2 separate regions of the Homo sapiens genome follow, and region 2 is linked to region 1. The links are chromatin contacts, found by Hi-C or POLR2A ChIA-PET in ENCODE. All regions are on one chromosome and are shown on one strand. The core of a region is the stretch at or near the end of the contact, and the rest is flanking DNA. Distances in the headings are between cores, read along the strand shown. Region 1 holds the start of MS4A7 (membrane spanning 4-domains A7). Region 2 holds the start of PRPF19 (pre-mRNA processing factor 19).

What was found. Hi-C counts contacts between places; a loop is a spot of excess contacts on that map. ChIA-PET counts read pairs that join two places held with the same protein, here RNA polymerase II (POLR2A). Pooled maps may share reads with other maps.
Region 2: a map with no recorded cell type shows a loop between it and region 1 (5-fold over the local background). The contact joins the promoter of PRPF19 here to the promoter of MS4A7 in region 1. A Hi-C loop is called at or near these places in 10 of 37 single-sample maps with no recorded cell type and 7 of 50 pooled maps. POLR2A ChIA-PET finds 5 or more read pairs at or near these places in 1 of 52 experiments (GM12878).

Annotation. Positions count from the first base shown.
Region 1 is chr11:60,376,628-60,381,784 of GRCh38, reverse strand. It overlaps MS4A7 (membrane spanning 4-domains A7), which reads right to left and starts at 3,253. Exons shown (of 7, transcript NM_021201.5): 1 at 3,121-3,253. RefSeq lists enhancers at 3,252-3,301, 3,982-4,221.
Region 2 is chr11:60,902,632-60,908,304 of GRCh38, reverse strand. PRPF19 (pre-mRNA processing factor 19) reads left to right here and starts at 1,720. Exons shown (of 16, transcript NM_014502.5): 1 at 1,720-1,941; 2 at 4,444-4,593; 3 at 4,770-4,846; 4 at 5,424-5,565; 5 at 5,649-5,673. The coding sequence starts at 1,923. It overlaps PRPF19-DT (PRPF19 divergent transcript), which reads right to left and starts at 1,526. Exons shown (of 2, transcript NR_186697.1): 1 at 1,462-1,526. RefSeq lists enhancers at 1,268-1,387, 1,501-2,088 and a silencer at 2,028-2,127.

The sequences.
Region 1 (5,157 bases), core at 2,004-4,503:
CTGGGCAAGGTATTTTCACCACTTCATAGGTTTGTGGTACAGGTTGGATAAGATGACACATATAATGGACTCAGCATAGGGGGAGGCATGTGATAAACTCCCAAAACATATCAGTTTTATCTAATATTCATTGGAAGCCCAGTTCTGATATTGATGAGCTGGCCGTAGGCAGGATACTTTCCCTCATTCATCCCCAGTTTCCTTATCTGTAAAATAAGGATAATGACACTATCCTGAAGGACTCTTGTGAGGATTTGAATGACACACGTGAGTGTCTTTTGTTGTAACTCTCTGAGTTTTATCAGGTGTTCCATAATAGTCGATCCATGTTTGGACCTCCATTTTATTTCTACTCCTAGATCTGTGCCTTAGTCTAGTTTCTCATGCTCTCCGGGCATGAGATACTTTATCTGAAGAATTATTAAACCTAAAGTTCTCTTTGTTTAAGGAGATAGTTTTCATTTCTTGGAATTTTGAAATCTGGGTAGAAGTGTGGGTGAGGTTACATGTCCTATGAGGGGAATAATGTTGAAGCTGAATCCCTGCAGTGGAGTCAGGGTGAGCCTTCCAGCACATCTTTAAAGCCAGAGAAGGAGAAAAAGTGTCAGGCTTAGAGAAATTCTAGGTTCCAGAATCAAACAGTAGTTCATGATAAAATGATAATCATTGCTAACATTGATTGGGCACGTACTATGAATGTGGCATTCTATTAAGAGCTTTGTGACAGTCTCATTTAATCTGCAGTCTCAGAGATGGGTGCTGAACTTTGAAGATAAGAAAAATGAGGCTTGGAGAGGTGAAATAGCTTGTGCAAGATTGCTTATCTAGCAGGTAGTGGAGGCAAGATTTGGGCACAGGCCATCTAACACCAGAGCTCTTCTATATCCCTGTAGGTTTGTTCTTGCCCGGCTAGCTACAACTGATTCTCATCCTCTCTATTCTTCCTCCCCTATTGTTGAAGCATTGGCTGCCACTCATCAGTTCCATATCCTCTCCCAGGGACATTGCTGATCTTAGGGAATATAGGTTGAAGATTTCTTTTTCCCAACTTGCTTTCATGTTGTAGAAACTTGGCTTTTACCTTGCTCTGTGTGGCTCAATAGCCCAAATATACCAACTAGACTCCTTCCTACTAGTCTTCGTCACCAGCCTCCTGAGTTCTGGGTTCCTTTCTTTATTTTTCGAATCTCATACCTAAGGACTGCAGAAAATGCTTGATTCTCAGCCTGAAGCTAGGACTCGAAAGTTTAATTGATACTTTCAGGCTATAGCCTATCTGATACCATGAACATTTATTTTCCTTTGTTATTTCTTAACTGTTTGTTCTGTTTGAAAGAGTGCATAAAGTACCACCATTACAAGGGAATACAGTTTGAAGAAGAAAACAAATTAGCTCCTTAACTTTCAACTGCCACCCGATCACTCTTGTTTCCTATGCACATATTCTTTACATTCTCTCTTCCCATCTGTCACTTTATCTCTCTCCTCTTTATATATGTTCACAGACATTCACAATTCTACGGAAATAGTCATTCTATCCATGCCATTTTATAACTGTTCTTTTTGTACTCAACATTATTCTGTAGACATCTTTGACCGATGAATAGAAATAATAAAAAGCCTAAATTTAAAAGCAAATGATAGATTCTGATACATGGCACAACATGGATGAACCTTGAAGACAATATGGCAAGTGAAATAATCCAGTCACAAAAGGACAAATATTGTATGATTCTACTTATGTGAGGCACCTAGAAGAGTCAAATTCACTGAAAGTAGAATGGTGGTTGCCAGGGGCTGGCGGGAGAGGGGAATGGAAAGCTATTGTTTAATGGGCACGGAGTTCCAGTTTGGGAAGACAAGAAAGTTCTGGAGTTGGGTGGTGGTGATGGTTGCACAATGGTGTGAATGTGCTTAATGCCACTGAACTGTACACCTAAAAATGGTTAAGGCTGGGTGCAGCGGCTCATGCCTGTAATCCTAGCACTTTGGGAGGCCGAGGCGGGCAGATCACCTGAGGTCAGGAATTCAAGACCAGCGTGGCCAACATGGTGAAACCCCGTCTCTACTAAAAAAATACAAAAATTAGCCAGGCATGATGGTGAGTGCCTGTAATCCCAGCTACTCAGGAGGCTGAGATGGGAGAATCGCTTGAACCTGGAAGACAGTGGTTGCAGTAAGCCGAGATCACGCACTCTAGCCTGGGTGACTGAGCAAAACTCTTTCTCAATTAAAAAACAAACAAACAAACAAACAAAAAACAACAAAAAAACACATGGTTAAAAGGCTACAATTATTTTAAGCATATTTTACTACAACCAAAAAGCCAAATGGTATATTTAAATAAATGGAGGTCTCTAGATTCATTTAATCAATCACATGTTCATGACTATTTAGGTGGTTTCTATTTTTTCTTTTTGCCACTATGAACAATGCAATAATGAACATCTTTGCACTTTTGTGATACCTCCTGCATTTAATTATCTCACAGTGATGTATGGAAGTGGAATTATTACATTTAAATCTATGACACTTGAATTTAGATACACGTTGCTACTTTTAGAAGGAATCCTATATAACCAAGATTCTTTATGTTTCACAAAAGTCTCCAGACTGATGCTATCATCTCCAAACACCACAGTCTGAGAGGATGCTTTGTCCTTCCACATTCGCCTTGAGGAGATAGACTGGAGGGACCCACAGCTTTCAAGACAGCTCTAAAATCCGTGCTTTGAAGATAAATCATGACATGGAGGTCAACAGCTCTGCCCAGCAATTTTCTGTATTACAGAATTAGAGTAGGACCATGGGGTTCTAATGCAAGATTCAGTCTAATTGCACAGTATTTGTTGAGAGTAGACTCTGTAAGACTGAGTGACACACCAGGAGAATGCAGAACATTGAGGAAAATCACCTCAATGAGGGAAACCTAAGAATGGTTTTACCCAATTTTCTTATTTGACAAGTGAGTAAACTGAGACCCAAAAAGGGGACTGAGCTGACGCTCCAACTCACACAGGTGGTCAGAATCAGAGACAGGATGATAATCCAATTCCCTGGCTGTCTTTTCAAAAGCACACAATCTTCCCCAAAAGTCATGATCTAAACCAAGGTGTCTACCTGTTCTCGCAGCCTGGTCCTGTGTGCTGTGGCTGGGGATCAGCTCACCTCTGGGGAGCGCTCAGCTGGAACCTCCCACTGGCTGTTCCTGCCAGAACGATCTTGGTGCTCTGCTCTCCAGCCTCTGAGACTTCCTGTCCCTTTCTTAGAGCAGTATTTATGATTACACAGGATGTGAATTTTGCTGTAGTTACAGACAGTTGATATATAAAAAGTGCCTCTGCTTCCTCTTTCTAAATTCTGAGGTCTGGCAAAATGACACAAGATAGAAGTGACACATGAGAAAAAGACCTTTGTGCAGACTAGTGATTTGTACGGTCCCAGTTAAAATTCATTTTCCCTACTCCTACATAGAATTATTTAAGTCATCTAGTTTTGCTTAGCCTGAGTTTTCTTGTCTATTAAATAAATGGTGGATGGATAATAATAATTCCACTCTGTGGGTGTTGGGAGAATTAAAGAAAAAAGATGCAAAGAGTTTACAAAAAGTAGACAATAAATATTGATAATAGTAATGTTAGTTTTGAATTTTGGAGAATCTATTCTCTCACTTTCCAGGCTCTTGGTAAGCTGAAAGCAACCTGTGGAAAATTCCGTGTCTCCTTGTTACTTCTTTTGGGTGTTTCCATTCTCCATCTTTGGCCTCATGCTCAGGGAAGTCCAGGCACATCTTGGGAAAGATGCCAGTGGATTGGCCTCAGAGGCAGAGTCATCAGGCTCCACACAAGCTCATATTTGGGGAAGTATTTGTTGTTGAGGGGACACTGTTGCCACTTTCACATCCCTTTTAAGGCTTCTTGTAGACTAGCCATTGTTCAGAAGGGTAGGGTTTAAGATGGCTCTGGGACATGCAGCAGCTGGCGGCACAACATGCTCCATATACAGTCTCCATTTCCTGAAGGGTGGCAAGGCTATCCCCTAAGAGAGGAGCAAACCTAAGCCTGGGAGATTTAAATAACTCATAAACTACTTGGAGGGTATTTTAGTCCAGTTCTTCTCCAAATGAGGTGATATTGCTGAAGGAATCTGCCCCCAGTCACATGTCTAGTCTGTGGAAGAGGCAGGAATCTAATTCACATCTCTTGGCACTGAGGTCTGGGCTTGCTTCATGGCAAGAGTCTGCCATTTGGTCAACATCTTTTTTTTTTTTTGAGATGGAGTTTTTTGCTCTTGTTGCTCAGGCTGGAGTGCAATGGTGCAGTCTCAGCTCACTGTAACCTCCACCTCCCAGGTTCAAGTGATTCTCCTGCCTCAGCCTCCCCAGTAGCTGGGACTATGGGTGCCCACCACCATGCCTGTCTAATTTTTGTATTTTTACTAGAGACAGGATTTCACCATGTTGGTCAGGCTGGTCTCGAACTCCTGATCTCAGGTGATCCACCTGCCTTGGCCTCCCAAAGCTGGGATTACAGGTGTGAGCCACTGTGCCCAGCTTAGTCAACATCTTCATATCCACAACAAGCACTGTCTTTGCTTAAGAAAACTTCCAGGATCCAGACCTTCCTCTGGGTCTATGACCTGTTTTGACCAAATTGTTAAAGAACCTTGGTCATTTGGGCTTCTTTCACACTTCTGAGCCTCAGAAGGAATTCGTGAGAAAATCAGTTAAATATCCAGTTCACTTTCTCATAAAATTTGAAAAAAGATTTTTCAGAATTGTTGTGAGGATTAAGTCAAATAACATAAAAGTCCCCACCATAGAGCCTGACATAAATGAACCATTAAGAAAATCTGGTATTTCTTGTCCAACATCTTCTCCCACCCCCTTTAGAGAAAAGTGTATTTTATCTCTAGATTGATCTCTGATCTCTAAGTGTAATCTATGTTTACTCTAAATTCATGCTCTTTTCCATTGATGGAAATCTCCTCAGCCCTTTGCAAACAGTCCTGGTGCTCTAGACAGGCAAGTGACTCACAGTCCTAGTGCCTACTTCAAGGATACGATCTCCCCGCCATCCCCACCCCAAGCAGACCATGAAGCTAGTAAAATGGAAATGCGTCTTATATGTTGGAGGACTCTAACAGCCTTGGACAGAC
Region 2 (5,673 bases), core at 471-2,970, 530 kb before region 1:
AATAACATGAATAGATATTTCGTTCAAAGTGGATCACTGTCTGCTCTGTGGAAAGTAGATTAGGAGGAGGAGGCCAGGCTGGAAGCAAGGAACAAGTGGGAAGTTACTTTGTTGGTGCAAGACAGAGATGAGATGCCCTTTTGCATATTAACTCTTCATAAGAGTTCAGTGAGTTAGTTCTACCCTTGTCATCACTCCCTCTGTTTTACAGATGAGGAAACTAAGGCATAGAGAAGTTCATACTGCCAATCACCTGAGTGGTGCTAGGATTTGAGCACACAGTCTGACTTCAGAGTCCATGCTCTTGGCCACTATGCCATATTGCCTTTTGTACCTGTAACTTTTATTTTTCTCTCCAAGCTTTTGCTTACGTTGTTTCTTCTTCCGGAATGCCTTTCGTTCTCCTTCTCCTCTGAATACTGCCCACCTGTCAAAGTCCCTCTCACTCACATCCTGTTCATCCTGCCCTTTTGTCTTGATACCTTACAGTCCACACCACGTCTTTTGCATGATTCCTGAGAGTATCTTATCTTACAGATATCCACAAAGAATCATACACTATCTGAGCTGGAAGAGAAATAGAAAATACAAAATCCAAAATACAAAATAAAGAAATTTATAGGAGGCCATTGGTTTGGACTGAGCTCTTCTGCTAGGCCTAACAGACCAAGCTAAAAAGAGTTAGTCCTGCTGAAGCTCCACGCCAATAAGCTGAAACGAAGATCTTTACGACCTTCTGAGTGTGTATGTGTGTGTGTGTGTGTGTGTGTGTGTGTGTGTGTGTAGGGGGGAGCTAAATTCCCAAACAGGCAAGTTTTAGGTGGCATGATAAGTCCCCTCCACTTTAACCTTTACAAGAAAAGTAATTTTGAAATTACCAAATGACCAATCCGCTTTTTGTTCTCTGTTCCTGTTTTCCTCAGTCCTTTTCTGTCTATAAAACCAAGTTCTCCTGTTCAGCTCATTGGAACAACCATTATATTTTATAGTATGAGGCACTGCCCAATTCTATAGAATCGCACCTTAAGTCCCAGCTACTCCGGAGGCTGAGGCAGAAGGATCACTTGAGGCCAGGAGTTCCAGGATGCACCTGTGATAGCCATGATTGCTATGACCGCACCTGTGAATAGCCACTGCCTTCCAGCCTGGGCAACATTGCCAGAGTCCGTCTCTTAAGAAAAAAAAAATCTTTGAACTAAGTTTGTTGTGATTTTGTCTTTTGACAAAGAAGAAAGGGCAATGTGAATTGCCCCAAATCACAGAGCGAAATGGTAGTAGTCAGGACCAAAACACTTTCTTAGCCGTTTTCTTAGTTCTTGTACCCATCTGTTTCTGTATTTTCTTCACCAGGCCATCCAGCAGTGTCTCTTAAAGGGTAGCCCGAGAAACAACTGACTTAGAAAAGCGTGGGGCACAGTCTGTCTACGCAGACCCGAGGAATCTGCATTTTAACAAACTCACTGGGAAATTCTCGCGCACGCCAAGGTTTCAAAGACCAGGGTCCCGTGGCACAGTGCCGCACAGTTGTCAAAACAAGTGCTGTCCAATTGTTTTGGTTTTAAATTCTCACTGCGTCATGGGAAATGTAGTTTCGAGCCTCCTCTCTCCCGACGCCCCAGCCAATCCTCCGGCGCTTTACGGAACGAGCCGAGTCAATCCGGAAATAACCGAGTGTTCGTGGCGGGCCCTTTCCTGCCCGGCTGCATTCTGGGAAAGGGCAATTTCCGTTAGGTGCTGAAGGCTGTGGCGCGCGGCTGTCCCCATTCCCACGTGAAGCGCTACGCTAGCATCGCTCGGCTGGCGGCTCCCAGCTCGCCGCGGAGCAGTCCCGGCAGCAGCGGGGGACCGGAAGTGGCTCGCGGAGGCTCAGAAGCTAGTCCCGGAGCCCGGCGTGTGGCGCCTCGGAGCACGGTGACGGCGCCATGTCCCTAATCTGCTCCAGTGAGTGTTGGCTGCGGCCAAGCGCGGGTCTCAGGAGGCCAGAGAGCGGCGCGGGAGCGTGTGCGGTCCGCTGCGGCGCCCGGGCCGGGGTGGAGGCGGGAATGGGGCGCTCCGGAGGCCGAGCGGCGGCCTGTCAGCACCGGAGCCCCCCCCGTCGGAGCGGGGTGCATTTGCGCAGTGCCCCGCAGTTTACATAGTGCCTGAGGTTTATTGTCGCAGACATTACTGAGGCCGGTCGCCTCATTCTACAGAGTGGAAACAGGTCTGGACAGAGAGAGCTGGTGCAAGGGAAGCAGCCTTAATGTAGGAGTCAGAAAACTCGAGGTCTTGTCCAGGGTCCGCCTCCCATTGGCTTTATGAATTGGCTCAAGGCTCTGGGCCTCGGTTTCCCCATCTGCAAAATCGAGAGCATTGCAGTGGATGTTTTGCGAGGCCTCGCTCGGATAGTCGGAGCTTTTGCAATTTGCAAAGGTCACATGATGAGTTAGAGGTAGAGGCAAGGCTGGCAGCCAGGTATCTGGCTCCCAGCCTTACACTGTATGACTAATAAAAACAGCGCACATTTATAAGCCCTTATTGGTTTACAACGCGCTTCCAAGTCTATGATCTCATTTTATCCTCACAAGAATTCCCTAAAGGAGAAATAAAGATCCTGGTTTTGCAGATGAGGATGCAAGGCGCAGGAAGAGCGGGGCTTATCTAAGGATGCGTAGCTAGTCAGTGGCAGAGCTGGGTGACGTAGTTAGGTGACACGGATCTTGGACCCTGAATCCATGCTTTTTTCATACCTTCCACTATCTTTCCCTTTGATATTTTATCATGACGTACAGACATTTTCCTTTCCCTTTTCGTTGTTTCATCAGATTACTCGTTTCCCCTCCCTTTTGCTATTCACTTCCTTCTCTTCTCAGAACCTGTACATTGATCCAAAGAGGGGGAAGAAGGAAGGGAAATGATGGAAAAGGAATCCCTCACTTTGAAGAAATTACAGCTCGCAAAGTACCTTCACATTTATTGTTTCCTTCCAATCTTCGGGAAGCTCTCTTTTACGTTCCCCAGCACCATCCTTCCTGGCATGGTTCACTCATTTGTTAGATGTTTACCGAGTGCCCTGGGGGCATCTGCATTGTACTGGAAGTGAGAGACCAGCTGTAATCCTTATCCTCAAGGGGTGCACAGTCTACGCAGGCAAGAGTGTAAATGATACCTCTATTGCGGGTTGTTGTGAAGATGAATTACTGTACTGTATGCCTAGAATTGTGCTTGGCACATAGAAATGTGCCATGCAAATGTGCCATGTAAATATTTTTAAATATTTTTATTGTAGCGATTGCCACTTTGCTCCTTGGAATCTTCCAGGTGATAAGTGTCTGTACGCTAATCAGTTGACTGGTAGCTGGTAGACTCAATAGCTTCAGGATGGGGACTGGTCACCTAGGAAGACTAAAGGGTATTAGAAGGTTGGGATTTTCAGTCCTACCCCCCATTTACCTGGGGAAATGAGAGGAACTGAAGTCGTCACTAGTGACCAGTGATTTATTGAATCATGCCTTTGTAATGAAGTTTTCATAAAAATACAAAAGGACAGGATTCAAAGAGCTTCTGTATAGCAGAACATGTGGGGGTTCCTGGAGGGTGGGGTGCCCAGGGAAGGCATGGGAAGCTCTGTACTTCTCCCATACCTCATCCTATGCTCCTCTTCATCTGTATCCTTTGTAATATCCTTTACAATAAACTGGTAAACATAAGTGTTTCCCACAATTGTTTGAGTCACTGTTGCAAATTAATTGAACCCAAAAAGGAGGTCATGGGAACCCTGATTTACAGCTGGTAGATCAGAAGAACAGGTCAAACAACCTGGGGCTTGCGATTGGCATCTGAAGGGGCGGGGAGTCTGGTGGGACTGAGACCTCAACCTGTATGATCTGACACTATCTCCAGGTACCTGGTGTCAGAATTGAATTGGAGGACACCCAGATGGTCACATCTGAGGTCACAGAAGTATTTTGTTTTGTCAGAGAATAGGAGAAACTGAGTTTGTTATTCCTGTATTCTCAGACTTTATAATTTCTTTGATAATCTGTCTGGAGCTATAGACTAAGATGGATGGCAGGGATTTGAATGGCTTCATGTGTATCTCCATGTCATGGAGTAAACTGTATTCATAGAGTACACAATCATTGTTCAGATATGAGGTGGTGATAATGGACTGCTATTCTCTAGGTGCTTGGCACATAGTAGTTGTTAATAATTATTTGTTGACTATATGATTGTCAGATAGTCAGGAGACTATCTCCTCAGTCAGGAGACTAAAGGAAAAGGTAGTTCCATAGCTGGAAAGCATTCTGGGGCCAGTACAGAACTGGCTTAGGGTCAAATGTCTTGCTTTCTGCTAGTTGAGTGTGAGGATGCCTAGTCTTGTTGGGGCTAATAGCAGATGAGGAATCCTCTAGGCCCAAGATTGCCTTCACTCCAAGCTCACTACCAGCCTTTTCTCTACAGTCTCTAACGAAGTGCCGGAGCACCCATGTGTATCCCCTGTCTCTAATCATGTTTATGAGCGGCGGCTCATCGAGAAGTACATTGCGGAGAATGGTACCGACCCCATCAACAACCAGCCTCTCTCCGAGGAGCAGCTCATCGACATCAAAGGTGCCTATTGGCTGCCTTAGTCTAGGGCCATCTTAGCTCAGAGCCTGAGAGGATGGGAGGTGGTGCCAGTGCACTGGAGGAAGAGATGGTGGGCTGTTTATGGCTAAAAGGAAAAGATGTGATGGCGGGGGAGGCCCCTGGGTTATGTTCTTCATACCTGCTTTCCCTTTCGGCAGTTGCTCACCCAATCCGGCCCAAGCCTCCCTCAGCCACCAGCATCCCGGCCATTCTGAAAGCTTTGCAGGATGAGTGGGTGAGTTCCTGCAAGAGAATCAGCATCTTCCCCACTTGAAGAGAATGCATTGCTGGGTTAGGACTTGGGGGTAGGAAGGATGGAGCATTATTTAGAGGGTAAACTTTGTGACATCAGGGATTTGTTTTATTCTTCGTTGTATCCCCAGCACTGAGAGCAGCACCTGGTACATAGTAGGTGCTCTAGAGTTATGAATTGAATGATTGAATACATCCTGCAGGACTGTCTGGCACAGTGCCTGACACAACGAGGGCGATCAATAAATAGCAGCAGCAGCAGTGTTGTTATTCTCTTTTAGAGAGGGGACGGCATGACAGCTGGGATTTGCCAGTAAGTTAGGGAAGGTGGGGATGGGAAAGAGCTGGCTCCCACTCCTGTCTGTGTGCCCAGTGGTTCGCTTGGGGTAGGAGCTCAAGAGTGTCTGCCGGCACATTCGTGTTTGCTCGGATATTGTTTGGGTCACTGATACTGGTCTAGGCTCTGGGATAGGAGGCAGCATCCCCTCCCCAAGGGCTGACTCCACTGGGTACTCCCTGCACCCCCCACCTCACCTTACAATGATATTTGCTTCTCCCAGGATGCAGTCATGCTGCACAGCTTCACTCTGCGCCAGCAGCTGCAGACAACCCGCCAAGAGCTGTCACACGCTCTGTACCAGCACGATGCCGCCTGCCGTGTCATTGCCCGTCTCACCAAGGAAGTCACTGCTGCCCGAGAAGGTGCAGCCTCTCCCCTGCCATCCCCCACCCTGGGCTGGTTCTGCATTGTAATATCCCATTTCTAACATCGTCTTTTCTCTCAGCTCTGGCTACCCTGAAACCACAGGC